Regions from separate parts of the Homo sapiens genome. Here region 2 is linked to region 1. Evidence: read pairs that join two places in POLR2A ChIA-PET (ENCODE). Cell type or tissue: PC-9. All regions are shown on one strand. Each heading gives the region's core, and the rest is flanking DNA. Links, peaks and the distances in the headings are about the cores only.

The links. Peaks named below come from ENCODE experiments on the same cell type or tissue, not always from the same donor. Only the 100,000 strongest peaks of a DNase experiment are listed, where the experiment ranks them.
Region 2: POLR2A ChIA-PET joins it to region 1 with 8 read pairs; 3 of 35 experiments call an interaction of 5 or more read pairs at or near these places.

The regions. Positions count from the first base shown.
Region 1 is chr5:87,073,600-87,076,529 of GRCh38, reverse strand. All of the region lies in intron 1 of MIR4280HG (MIR4280 host gene), which reads left to right. LOC105379065 (a long non-coding RNA gene) reads left to right here and starts at 1,261. Exons shown (of 3, transcript XR_948540.3): 1 at 1,261-1,453; 2 at 2,209-2,350. RefSeq lists an enhancer at 1,312-1,361. In PC-9, for the core only: no CTCF peak of the experiment used is centred there; a DNase peak (open chromatin) is centred at 1,169; H3K4me3 peaks cover 608 bases; H3K27ac peaks cover 1,796 bases.
Region 2 is chr5:87,209,444-87,212,373 of GRCh38, reverse strand. The region is part of intron 2 of LOC101929380 (a long non-coding RNA gene); the gene reads right to left. Among named protein-coding and RNA genes, the nearest start is that of LINC01949, 28 kb to the left of the region's middle. In PC-9, for the core only: no CTCF peak of the experiment used is centred there; a DNase peak (open chromatin) is centred at 1,423; H3K27ac peaks cover 1,236 bases.

The DNA.
Region 1 (2,930 bases), core at 195-2,694:
TCCTATGACAAAAATGCCTTTTCCTGGAAAGCATTCCTAAATAAATGCGTTTTTCTGGAAGGCATTCCTTCTGAAGGATCAGCCTGAGGCTGTTATCCACTTAAACTTATTTTTTAATAAGCGGAAGAAATACACTCTAAAGTAATGATAAGTTTAGCATAGTAAATATATAAACCAATAACACAGTCATTTATTATCAGGTGTTATGTACTGTCCATACTGTATGTGCTATGCTATTACATGACTGGCAGCACAGTAGGTTTGTTTATACCAGCATCATGATGATCTCATGAGTAATGTGTTGTGCTACAACATTTTGACAGCTACAGGGTCACTAGGGGATAGGAATTTTTCAGATCTATAATCTTATGGGGCCACTGTTGTGTATGTAGTCTGTTATTGACTAAAATGTCATTATGCAGTACATGACTGTACACAAACACACGCACACATGCACACACACATAAACACTCAATATTTTTCCCAAATGTCTATGACAAAAATATTTATTCCATAATTTAACTTTTAATTGTTTGTAAATATTCTATTTCTTTGCTCTACTCAACATTGATAGTATTGTCCTTAGTGTTTAGATTAGATGTAATTTTCTTATTGTCTAGGTATTATTAGGTGTTCAATAAGTATTCTGGTTTAAAATGCCATCATGGTCCTCATTATCAACAGTGGCCTCTCTGCATTTTGAGAATAGGAAAAATGTTTAACATCTGAAAGCTTGGGTTTATCCTTGCTAAGTGACAAGGAGAATCTGGGCAGAATGTAAATCTTTAAGTTGTCTTTCATTTTTTTTTTCTTTTCAGTTTCTAAAATAAATAGCACTGTTAGCAATTACTCATAGATTTCTTTGTTAATATAAGAAAACATTTTGTAAGATTAGACTCATTTTATTTTTAAAAAGAGCTTCAGTATATGAATATGTGATGTTTAATATAAGCTTAAAAGTAAGAAGTCCCTTCCCTTATTTTCTTAGAGTACAACTGTAGGCAATTAGAATACATTGAAGTGGGTTAAAAGGCAGAACCTAACTTGAACTTCCTTTTGACCACCTGTACGGTATATTCTCAACACTGGGGCCATTGGTTTTGTGGCTTTGTTTCCTGCTCACTGGACTGCCTGGAGGATGGGCTTAGGGTGTGACTTTGCTCATTTCCTTTTTGTCACCTCACAAAGCCCTGCTTTGTTTGCTTTATCTAAGACCTCTGTGCTACCTAGCTAAGTTTGGCTTCCTGTCCAATGCTGTTCACTCTGTCTCCATGGATCCAGCTCAATTGGAAGAAAAAGCAGATGAAGGCCTGAATGTCTACTGAGTTTTCAGTGACTTCCTCAAACTTCTCACTTACCTTTCAGTGCTGGCATCGTCCAGGTCATAGGAGAAAGTAGTAGGGGTGACTCAAATATTTAGTATTTGCACAGTAAAAATGTCCAGCTATGCCAGGTGGAGTGGCTCACACCTATAATCCCAGTGCTTTGGGAGGCTGAGCAGGAGGATTGCATGAGGCCAAGAGTATGAGACCAGCCTGGGCAACATAGTGAGACTCTGTGTCTACAAAAAGTTTTTTTTTTAAAAAATTAGCTGGGCATGGTGGCATGTGTCTGTAGTTCTAGCTACTTGGGAGGCTGAGGTGGGAGGATCATTTGAGCCCAGGAGTTTGTGGCTGCAGTGAACTATGGTTGCACCATTGCACCCCAGCCTGGGCGATAGAGGGAGACCCTGCTTGTAAAAAGCAAGCCAAGCTCTTTACTGGCTGAAATTGCATGGAGTAAGGGAGGGAGTCGAAATTCTGGGGCAGAGAACTACCTTTTGTTGTTCATATGTGTTTGTCTTTAATAATGTTCCCCAGTATCTTATGTTAATGAGGAACATTAATGCTTTGACATCGTTTCACGGTGCCACTTCAGGGAATCACTCTTGCTTATTCTAAGGAGGATTTGGAGCTGTACCGAGCTAAAAGTCTGAATTTGGAGATGATAGTGGTGACCTTATAGGCAATATCAGGTACAGATGGAGCTTTAATAGTGAAAAAGTAGACTGCTCAGAGTAAGTATGGAGGATCATACTTCTGCATACACTGAATGTAGTTGTTTCTTTTCCACACAAGCACTCTCTACAAGAGAGGTTTCTTTAGAAAGAATTGGACCTGATGGAGGGTCATTCTATCAGAATGAATTTTTTAGGTTTCTTCCTTACAGTTAACATCTCTGAAAGGTACGGATACAAGTTATCTACAGGGTAACACCTGTAGATATGATGCAACAGGCTTATGCCATTGGAGAGTGAATAGTCAACCTTCTGAAAACAGTGTACACCACCGGAAGGGCAAGAAAAAAAACTGTGAGTAACCAGTGAGTCTGGGTGCCTTGATTGGGGTCACTTTCAAATAGTGATTTTTTTATTTTTGCTTTGTCACCACATGGTTTGCATGTGTTGAAGGACAGTGTTATCCAGTAGGATTTGTCTTAGGTTTTTTTTTTTTTTTTTTTTTTTTTTGAGACCGAGTCTCGCACTGTCACCCAGGCTGGAGTGCAGTGGCACGACCTCGGCTCACTGCAACCTCCACCTCCCAGGTTCAAGCAATTCTCCTGCCTCAACCTCCTGAGTAGCTGGGACTACAGGTGCCCGCCACCACGCCTGGCTAATTTTTTGTGTTTTGAGTAGAGACAGGGTTTCACCATGTTAGCCAGGATGGTCTTGATCTCTTGACCTCGTGATCCGCCTGCCTCGGCCTCCCAAAGTGTTGGGATTACAGGCATGAGCCACTGCACCTGACCTTGTCTTAGGTTTTCTAGTGGAGGCTTGAGCCAAAGAAATTTTCATGCTGTACAGAAAGTCAACCTATTTCTTAACCATTTTAAAAAATGACACAAGGGTTAGATTTTTGAGGGGAGGGATCAGTTAAGCACATTGTATTTGC
Region 2 (2,930 bases), core at 252-2,751, 140 kb before region 1:
GAAGTTGGAAACCATCACTCTCAGCAAACTAACACAGGAACAGAAAACCAAACGCTGCATGTTCTCACTTATAAGTGGGAGTTGAACAATGAGAACACATGGACACAGGGAGGGGAAGATCACACACCAGGGCCTGTTGCTGGGTGGGGGCAAAGGGAGGGATAGCATTCAGAGAAATACCTAATGTAGATGGTTGACAGGTGCAGCAAACCACCATGGCACATGTATACCTATGTAACAAACCTGCATGTTCTGCACATGTATCCCAGAATTTAAAGTATAATAAAAATTATTTTTCTTTATGTAAATGTATTAAGTAAAAACTGAATCAATTTCAGAAAAAGATGATAGTATTGGTGATACTAAGACGAGGCAAAAAGTGAAGAGGAGACAGAAATGACTGAGGATTGGCAAACATTGGCATAGAATAATAAGAAACTTGACCTAGTTGTCTGAAGGAGATTCTGGCAACTAACTTATTAGCTAACCTTGGGCCCATCACTAAATGATTCTGGTTTCAGTTTTCATATCCTCTAATTGAACAGTTTGAGCTAGATAATCTCTAAGATATTTTTTAGGAATAAACTGCAGAATATAATTATAATGTTAATAAAGATGAAGGTGAGGGTAAGATTAAGATAAATTTTACTGGCTGGAAATATGTCTTCAGGCCAATTAGATTTTGTGCCTTTGATTTTCAGGTGAGTCTCTCCAGAGGCACAGTGATCAAGTCAGCTAAATTTATTATTTGTGTATTCCCTCTCTCTTTTTATGACTTTTCCTTCTCCTTGGTCTCTTCTAAGTAGCCAATTTCTGCTTGATTCTCCAGTCTACCCAGAGAACTCTGAGGCCCCAACAGTCATCCCAATCTGAGGTTTCTAGGGTGGGTCTAACTTCTGTCTTTCTTACTGTTCTTTCTAATCAGAGTGCACCTATATTGGTGAACTGGCACTATTGGGACTATTTCTGCCCCCATACCTCCATGTTTTTTTGTTTAGTTTTGTTTTTAAAGGAATCCTCTATGTTCCAAGCCTAATCCTGAGGCAGTCCCATCACAGCCTCCAGGTATGGGATGGCAAAATATTTGCCAGAAATTCCCCCTGATAATTTTGGCATTCAGTCAGGTTGTGCCTCTGAAAGACTCACTATACAATGTAAAGTAAGCCCATTTTCCATTCACATATTTAACTGTACTTTTCTCTTCTACATTTTTAGTCAAAGATTGATTTTTGGTACAGGTATTCATACAAATTCAGTCCACTTTCGACTGAGATCAATGTGGGTTTCCCAACTACATTTTTTTTTTCATCTAGCTATGCTATATGTGATTTTGTTTCTACCACATTAGAGAGTTTTTATTTCTTCTTGGTTGGCTGGCTTCCCAGTAGATCCAGATATTGAAAAACAGGTTAGATTAGTTTAGTCCATGTCTGTCAAGCTCAAGTTCTTGAGGTGGAGGAAATGATTTAAATAAATCTCACTCATTTTGAAACAGCTCTATCAAAGGCTGTCTACAGAATAAGGCCTGTCGATTTCAAAATTACTATCATAAATGAATACCATGGCAGTCTGCTGCCAAATTTTAAAATTTCCTTTAGGTGTCTGTTTGCCAAATCTAAATACCAGCCTTTCATCACCATTTAATTAAAAAAATCTAGAATATGAAAATTCAATGAGAACTATTTCTGCTTATTTGTCTATATGAGTGCTTTTATTTATATTTAAGAAAAATATTGCAAGTATAAATCACCCAAAATACACAATTTGTATGAGGATCACCTCCAAAAGGCACTGGCTGTGGAAAAAGTAGTCTCTTTCCCTTTTATATATTATGTGATGCTAACGTTAATTGTTCTTCAATTATAGCTGGACTAGCAAAGCAAGTGTGCTAAGGTAGGTATGAGGAAAAGTGGAATTTGGGAGACTTGTTATACTCAGTTACGATGGGTTTAAATCTGGTTTATAGTTGCTATTATAATTATTTTCTTTTTTTTTAAATTTTAGCCCATTGGTCATAGAAAAGGATTATCTGGGATTGTTTGGCTAACTCAGAGAATTCAAGAGAAGGTTAGGAAGTTTATTTTCCTCCAAGTACATTAATAATAAAATAACAATGACTAAGGGCTTAGTTATGATTATCTGTGCTTTCAGTCCCATTTCTCTTTTGGATGAATGTGAAGCAAAGTTAAAGTAGAAAGCCAAGAAAAGAGCTAACCTCTATCTAGCTCAGATCCTAATTTTTTTTTTTAAAATTCAAGTCATTTATTTGCTCCAGTTAGCTGAATTATATACTGTGCTACAGACCTTATACTCTGACTTCTGGGCTTGGTTCTGTGAGCCTGGGAGGCTGAATAGAAATTAGTAAGTTTGGCGTTTTGGGGGACAAATGATACAGAGATTCAAAATGCACATCCTAAATACCGTCTTGGTCAGGTCACTTCACCTCCCTTAGTCTCAGTTTTCTCATTAGTAAAATAGGAAAATAATACTTCCCTGTAGGGGGTGCTTAGTGTAAAGATTAAAGTTGATTTATATGAAATGCATGATGCTTGGCAATGTCAATGTTTAAAAAATGTTCGTTGTAATAATTCATGTAAGTAACAGTAAGCTATAAGTATAGCCTGTATTATTTGTAGATGTTGGCTGTAATAATTATCATTGTTCAAATCAAAGCCAATTCCTAGTTCTTAGCCTTATGGTAGGACATTTTTCTCTGCTACTGTAATAGTGTTGGAACCATAAACCTTCCTTTTAATTATATGTTATGCAAGTGGAACAATTAGTAATGGCTTTATAAAGATTACAAATCTACTTATAAAATAAATCAACCACATAGGAATACCTTCATTATCCATTTTCTTACACTGGGACCTAATTACTTTTAAGGCTCCTAATATAATTTCAGCTCTATGAAAACCAACTAACAACTT